2 separate regions of the Homo sapiens genome follow, and region 2 is linked to region 1. Evidence: read pairs that join two places in POLR2A ChIA-PET (ENCODE). Cell type or tissue: GM12878. All regions are shown on one strand.

The links. ChIA-PET counts read pairs that join two places held together with the same protein. Peaks named below come from ENCODE experiments on the same cell type or tissue, not always from the same donor. Only the 100,000 strongest peaks of a DNase experiment are listed, where the experiment ranks them.
Region 2: POLR2A ChIA-PET joins it to region 1 with 6 read pairs; 2 of 35 experiments call an interaction of 5 or more read pairs at or near these places.

Annotation. Positions count from the first base shown.
Region 1 is chr10:12,051,965-12,055,964 of GRCh38, forward strand. No RefSeq gene overlaps it. Among named protein-coding and RNA genes, the nearest start is that of UPF2, 11 kb to the left of the region's middle. In GM12878, no CTCF peak of the experiment used is centred here; a DNase peak (open chromatin) is centred at 1,747; H3K4me3 peaks cover 774 bases; H3K27ac peaks cover 1,936 bases.
Region 2 is chr10:12,279,246-12,283,245 of GRCh38, forward strand. No RefSeq gene overlaps it. Among named protein-coding and RNA genes, the nearest start is that of CAMK1D, 68 kb to the right of the region's middle. In GM12878, no CTCF peak of the experiment used is centred here; no DNase peak of the experiment used is centred here.

The DNA.
Region 1 (4,000 bases):
CATCTCAAAAAAAAAAAAATCTGTTTTTCTCATGAGACTGTAAGCTACTTGGGGCTATAATTTGTATCTCACTAATATACAAAGTGTCTTGTGGAAAGCACTTTGTAACATTTTGGTAGAAGGATTAATGTAAATGAATGTTTTCTTTGGAGAGGATGAGAAACTTGTGTACTGAAGCAGGAATGTGTAGGATTTTTTTTTTTTTAAAGACAGGGTCTCACTGGCCTGGCGCGGAGGCTCACGCCTGTAATCCCAGCACTTTGGGAGGCCGAGGTGGACAGATCACGAGGTCAGGAGATCGAGACCATCCTGGCTAACATGGTGAAACCCCATCTCTACTAAAAAATAGAAAAAATTAGCTGGGCATGGTGGCGGGTGCCTGTAGTCCCACTACTCGGGAGGCTGAGGCAGAAGAATGGCATGAACCCGGGAGGCGAAGCTTGCAGTGAGCCGAGATCGCGCCACTGCACTCCAGCCTGGGCAACGGAGCGAGACTCCATCTCAAAAAAAAAAAAAAAAAAAAAAAAAAAAAACAACCACAAAGACAGGGTCTCACTTTGTCACCCAGGCTGGAGTGCAATGGCACCATCCCAGCTCATTGCAGCCTCAACCTGCCAAAGTTCAAGCAATCCTCCTGCCTTAGACCCCCGCCCCCACAAGTAGCTGGGACTACAAGCTTATACCACCATGCCAGGCTAATTTTTATGTATTTTTTGTAGAGATAGAGTTTTACCGTGTTGCCCAGGCTGGTCTCGAACCCCTGAGCTCAAGCAATCTGCCTGCCTTGGCCTCCCAAAGTGCTGAGATTACAGGCATGAGCCACCGTGCCTGGCCAAGAAAGGATATTTTGGAGGAAACCATTACATTATAGCCTGGAGTTTCATTTTTATTTACCAAGTGATATACTAACTCTTAACAGACTAAACACACCCCTTTTGGTGATTTGCATGAAAGCTATTCAAGTTTTTATCAGTGAGAGGTTGAATGGACACCTCTAAGTATGTGTCAGGCATTAATCCATCTAATGCTTCTATTTGATAGGTCCTATTTTCCCTATTTTTACAGATGGGGGGAACGTGCTTAGCATAGTTAAATAATGTGCCCAGGATTACATAGCTACTCAACTCAGGCTGTGTGATGACAAAGTTCACACTCTTATATAAGATTTCCTTCCATTCTAAGATGTTTCCCCCACCTTATACAACTGACTACCACATACAGTGGTAATACAGATATCCCCATTAACATCATCAGAATATGGAATAAGAAAAGACATGATTTTACAGCACTCTGGGAGGCCGAGACAGGTGGATCACGATGTCAAGATATTGAGACCATCCTGGCCAATATGGTGAAATCCCATCTCTACTAAAAATACAAAAAATTAGCCGGGTGTGGTGGCGGGCGCCTGTAGTCCCAGGTACTCGGGAGGCTGAGGCAGGAGAATGGCGTGAACCCGGGAGGCGGAGCTTGCAGTGAGCCAAGATCACGCCACTGCACTCCAGCCTGGGCCACAGAGCGAGACTCCATTTCAAAAAACAAAAAAAAAAAAAAAAAAAAGAAAAGACATGATTTTATAATCTAGTTCAAACAAGACAGACCAATATATATAATAACACAAGAATGTCTGCCTGGGTCACACCAGTGTGTTGCTAAATCTATAACCATGATAATACAAAGGAAAGAAGGCTGAACTGGAAGTGAAAGACGTTTGTCTAGGCTTAGAGCCCAGACAGGGCACGTGCAACCCAGCGAAACTAGGGCAAGTCATTTGTAACTGTTCCGTGACTCAGAGCCCTCGTTTTACAAATCAATGGATTAGACTTCACCGTCCCTAACCTTATTACTTTAATTTAATTTTGGGATGGAGTCTCACTCTGTCCCCCAGGCAGGAGTGCAGCGGCACGATCTTGGCTCACTGCCGAGGCTGGAGTGCAGTGGAACGATCTCAGCTCATTACAACCTCCGCCTTCTGGGTTCAGGCAATTCCCCTGCCTCAGCCTTCCGAGTTGCTGGGATTACAGGTGCCTGCCACCACGCCTGGCTAATTTTTGTATGTTTAGTAGAGACGGGGTTTCACCATGTTGGCCAGGCTGGTCTCTAACTCCTGACCTCAGGTCATCTGCCCCATTGGCCTCCCAAAATGCTGGGATTACAGGCGTGAGCCACCATGCCCAACTGCTTCCAAACATTTCAGAGTCCAAGCGAAAAGTGGTTGCATGGGTAGGGCGTGGCTCATGCCGCTACTTCCCCACATGCCTAAGTTCCGGCCATAACAAATAACCTGCATACACAGGACTTCCTCTTCCCTTAGTGCACATTCACTTCTTGTGTCAGTTGCTAAGAGTAATCATGTAAAGAAATAGGTGTCATTTTTGATAGCTGATTCTGGAAGTTTCTAGTTTCTTCTGGAAGGTATACTGCAGACATAATAATATATGCATAATATATCCCTAAAGTTTCTCCGTGGAAGCTTGAACCCGGGAGGCACAGGTTGCAGCAAGCCAAGATCGCGCCATTACACTCCTGCCTGGGCGACAGAGTGATCTCTTGGTTCGCTGCAACCTCCCCTCCCAGGCTCAAGCAATTCTCCTGTCTCAGCCTCCCAAGTACCTGGGATTACAGGCATGTGCCATCACGCCCGGCTAATTTTTGTATTTTTAGTAGAGACAGGTTTCACCATGTTAATTAACCAGGCTGGTCTCGAACTCCTGACCTCATGATCTAACTGCCTCGGCCTCCCAAAGTGCTGGGATTACAGGCGTGAGCCACCGCGCCCTGCTGGCAGTTCTATTTTTTTATTTTTTTTATTTTTTTTTTTTTTTGAGACAGAGTCTCGCTCAGTCGCCCAGGCTGGAGTGCAGTGGCGCAATCTCGGCTCACTGCAAGCTCCGCCTCCCGGGTTCACGCCATTCTCCCGCCTCAGCCTCCCGAATAGCTGGGACTACAGGCACCTGCCACCGTGCCCGGCTAATTTTTTGTATTTTTAGTAGAGACGGGGTTTCACCATGTTAGCCGGGATGGTCTCGATCTCCTTGACCTCATGATCCACCCGCCTTGGCCTCCGAAAGTGCTGGGATTACAGGCGTGAGCCACCGAACCCAGCCATTCAGTTCTATATTTTTAAGTGACTTAATTATGTAATCCTCACAATAAGTTATGTGGTAGATACTATTTTTTTGAGCCTGAATTTCATTGTCACCCAGGCTGGAGTGCAGTGGCTCAACTCGACTCACTGCAACATCTACCTCCCGTGTTCAAGTGATTCTCCTGCCTCAGCCTCCAGAGTAGCTCTGACTACAAGTGCGCACCACCACACCCAGCTAATTTTTGTATTTTTAGTAGAGACAGGGTTTCACCGTGTTGGCCAGGCTGGTCTCTAACTCCTGACCTCAAGAGATCCATCTGCCTCGGCCTCCCAAAGTGTTGGGATTACAGGCGTAAACCACCTCGCCCTGCTGTAGATACGATTATTAAGCCCATTTTACTGATGTGAAAAATGAGGGTTAAAGAAGTCAGGTAACCTGCCTAAGCTCACACCTAAGTGCCAGAGCTAGGATTAGGAATCAGGTTCTTTAGATTAAAAGTGATTTAGCCAGGCAGGGCACGGTGGCTGACGCCTGTAATCCCAGCACTTAGGGAGGCCGAGGCAGGAGGATCACCTGAGGTCAGGAGTTCGAGGCCAGCCTGACCAACATGGAGAAACCCCATCTCTACTAAAAGCACAGAATTAGCCGGGCCTGGTGGTACATGCCTGTAATCCCAGCTACTCGGGAGGCTGAGGTAGGAGAATCACCTGAACCCAGGAGGTGGAGGTTGCAATGAGCCGAGATCACACCATTGCACTTCAGCCTGGGCAACAAAGAAAGACTCCGTCTCAAAAAAAAAAAAAAAAAACAAGTGTGACTTAGTCACAACCTTATGCTAGCTTTCTCTAAGATAGGCTTCTTTATCTCCATTTTACAGCTGGAGACCAAGATATGATCCCAGGTCAAATAGC
Region 2 (4,000 bases), 230 kb after region 1:
GCCTTCCAAAGTGCTGGGATTACAGGTGTGAGCCTGTAATTACCGGCCCTAATTTTTTATTTTATTTTTTTTCCTGCCTCTGTGTCCCCCTACTCTTTCTAGTTGGTTAAAAAATACTGCTATAAGTGTATATTGATGTTTGCTGTTGCGTCTATGCCGAACATACTTAAGGCTGTTTCGTAACCAGCACAATCCGTGTCTCACACTATCCAGCCTTTCATCATCTCCCCACCACCCACTCACGCCTCCACCGGCTCTAGTGTGGATTCCATCCCAGTTACACCAACAAAACAGCTCTTGCTCTCTCTTGACTCGCTATTGGCCTTTCTCTTCTTTAGTGGATATTTCTCAAATGCATTTTTTTTTTTTTTTTTTCTGAGACGGAGTTTCACTCTTGTTGCCCAGGCTGGAATGCAGTGGCGTGATCTCGGCTCACTGTAACCTCCACCTTCCAGTTTCAAGTGGTTCTCCTGCCTCAGCCTCCCACGTAGCTGGAGTACAGGCACCTGCCACAATGTCCAGCTAATTTTTGTGTTTTTAGTAGAGACCGGGTTTCACCATGTTGGCCAGCCTGGTCTCGATCTCCTGACCTCGTGATCTGCCTGCCTTGGCCTCCCAAAGTGCTGGGATTACAGTGGTGAGCCATAGCACCTGGCCTAGAATGCATCTTAATTGAAGTATTGGAAGAGTTCAGGCCTTTTGTCAACATCCACCTTCCTATAAATCTCCCCAAGACAGGACTCACAGCTTAATGAGGAGCTTCTTGCAAAATACATACAAAGCTGGCCTTCTAGCTGGTTGAAGGGCTTGGTTAAATTGAGCGCAACACTAAGCCTAGGAGTGAAGAAACGACATAGGCAGGCTGGGCGCGGTGGCTCACACCTGTAATCCCAGCACTTTGGGAGGCCAAGGTGGGCGGATCATGAGGTCAAGAGTTTGAGACCATCCTGGCTAACATGGTGAAACCCTGTCTCTACTAAAAATACAAAAAATTAGCTGGGCGTGGTGGCGGGCACCTGTAGTCCCAGCTACTCAGGAGGCTGAGGCAGGAGAATGGCATGAACCCAGGAGGCGGAGCCTGCAGCGAGCTCTGATGGCACCACTGCACTCCAGCCTGGGCGACAGAGCGAGACTCCATCTCAAAAAAAAGAAAAAAGAAAAAAAGAAAAGACATAGGCAATTCTTTCTTTGTACTCTTTTCCAGTACTTAAAAAAAAGAGGTATAATTTTTGTACAATAAAATGCACGGATGTCAAGTGTACAGTTGGATGAGTTTTGACGTCTGTGTACACCTGTGTAATCAGCTGCCCAGTCCAGATAAAGAACATTCCCATCAACCCAGAAAGTTTCTTCATACCCATTTCTAGTGAATTTTTCCCAGCAGAGGCAACCACTGTTCTGAATTCTATCACAATATTTTAGTTTTGCCTGTTTTAGAATATTACAGATGTACAATCATTTAGTATTTACTTTTTTGTGTCTGGCATCTTTTCTCAACATAATAATTTTGAGATTTATGCATGTTATTGCATGTTTTTCTTTTTTATTGCTAAATAGTATTCTAATATATCAACTTTTTTTTTTTTTTTTTTTTTTTTTTTAGAGACAGAGTCTTGCTCTGTCACCCAGTCTGGAGTGCAGTGGCACCATCTTGGCTCATGCATCCTCTGCTTCCCAGGTTCAAGTGATTCTCCTGCCTCAGCCTCCCGAGTAGCTGGGATTACAGGTGTGTACCACCACACTCTGCAAATTTTTGTATTTTTAGTAGAGATGGGGTTTCTCTGTGTTGGCTAGGCTGGTCTTGAACCCCTGACCTCAGGTGATCCACCCTCCTTGGCTCCCAAAGTGTTGGGGTTATAGGTGTGAGCCACTACAGCCGGCCTCAACATTCATTTAGTCAGGCACAGTGGCACAGGCACCTGTGGTCCCAACTACTTGGGAAGTTAAGGCAGGAGGATCACTTGACCGACCCCAAGAGTTTGAGGTCTGCCTGAGTAATGTAGCGAGACCCTGTTCTCTAAAAATAAAATAAATAAATAAATAAATAAATAAATAAATAAATTTTATCAATAAAAAACAAGAAATCTTGTTCCATGCTAGTAATATAATGAGAGATTACCATATCTTAAAAATTTTATCTCATTATCTGGCAATGGAAACTGGATTATCTCTACTTTTGGAATACGGAGCATAAAGCTGATACCTACATGCTTGTACTTATCTTTTTCAGGAAATATGCTTTCACTGTTCTTGCGTACATTCCTAGGAATAGAATTGGTGGATCGTATAGTCAGTGTATGTTTAACTATAATTATGAAATACCACTAAGCTGCTATCCAAAGTAATTGTACCAACACTAAGAAAAGTCCAGTTGCTCTACTTCCTTGCCAATGTTTAATATTGTCAATCTTTTAAATTTAGCCATTCATGGGTGTAAAGTGCCATGTCACTCTGGTTTTAATTTGCATTTGCCTAATGTCTAATGATTTTTTTTTTTTTTTTTTGAGCTGGAGTCTCACTCTGTCGCCCAGGCTGCAAGTGCAATGGCACAATCTTAGCTCACTGCAACTTCTGCCTTCTGGGTTCAAACAATTCTCCTGCCTCAGCCTCTGGAGTAGCTGGGATTACAGGTGCCCACCATCATGCCTGGCTAATTTTTGTATATTTAGTAGAGATGGGGTTTCACCGTGTTGGCCAGGCTGGTCTTGATCTCCTGACCTCATGATCCGCCCACCTCGGCCTCCCAAAGTGCTGGGATTACAGGTGTGAGCCACCACACCTGGCCATGTCTAATGATTTTAAACACCTTTCCATGTGCTGATTCACTATTTGTTATCTTTTTTTTTTTTTTTTCATTCAGCAGATGTTTAGCTAGTCCTCAAATGAACTCTCTGGCAAAAGTCTTTGTTACTCTGACTTCATATATGAGAAAAGCGGTGCCCAGACAAGTTAGGAAGCTTTCTTAAAGCCACACAGCAGACAGCAGAGCTTGCATTGGATCTCAGGTCTGTCTGAACCCCCAACCCCCCAACCCTCACAACATACCCTTAGTCTCATGCCGCCCAATCTAACCTGCTAACAATGTGCCCAGCCTTCTTGTTCAAAGGGAGGAAATGATGATCTATTCACCTTAAGGCTCTAAACAGGATGACTTCAGTCCTAGCTGTCCAGACATCCTTCTGGAAGTTCTCTGTGCCCTTGATTTGCACTGCACCAGCAGTTCCCAGAACACTTTTTATTTTGTTAAGAGTTTTTTTTTATTTTTATTTTTTTTATTTTCATAGGTTTTAGGGGAACAGGTGGTGTTTGGTTACATGAGTAAGTTCTTTAGCGGTGATTTGTGAGATTTTTGCACCCATCACCCGAGCACTGTACCCTGAACCCAGTATGTAATATTTTATCCCTCCCCCCATCCCACCCATTCCCCCTGAGTTCCCAAAGTCCACTGTGTCTTTTTTATGCCATTGCATTCTCATAGCTTAGCTCCCACTTACGAGTGAGAACATACGATGTTTGGTTTTCCATTTCTGAGTTACTTCGCTTAGAATAATAGTCTCCAATCTCATCCAGGTCACTGCAAATGCCATTGATTCATTCCTTTTTATGGCTGAGTAGTATTCCATCATATATATATATGGATATGTACACCATAGTTTCTTTATCCACTCGTTGATTGATGGACATTTGGATTGGTTCCACTTTTTTTTTTTTTTTGAGACGGAGTCCTCACTCTGTAACCCAGGCTGGAGTACAGTGGCACAGTCTCAGCTCACTGCAACTTCTGCCTCCCGGGTTCAAGTGATTCTCATACCTTAGCCTCCCGGGTAGCTGGAATTACAGGCACACACCACCGCGCCCAGCTAATTTTTGTATTTTTAGTAGAGATGAGATTTCAAAATGTTGCTGAGGCTGCTCTCGAACTCCTGACCTCGAGTGATCTGCCCTCCTTGGCCTCCCAAAGTGTTGGGATTACAGATGTAAGCTACCGTGCTCGGCCTAG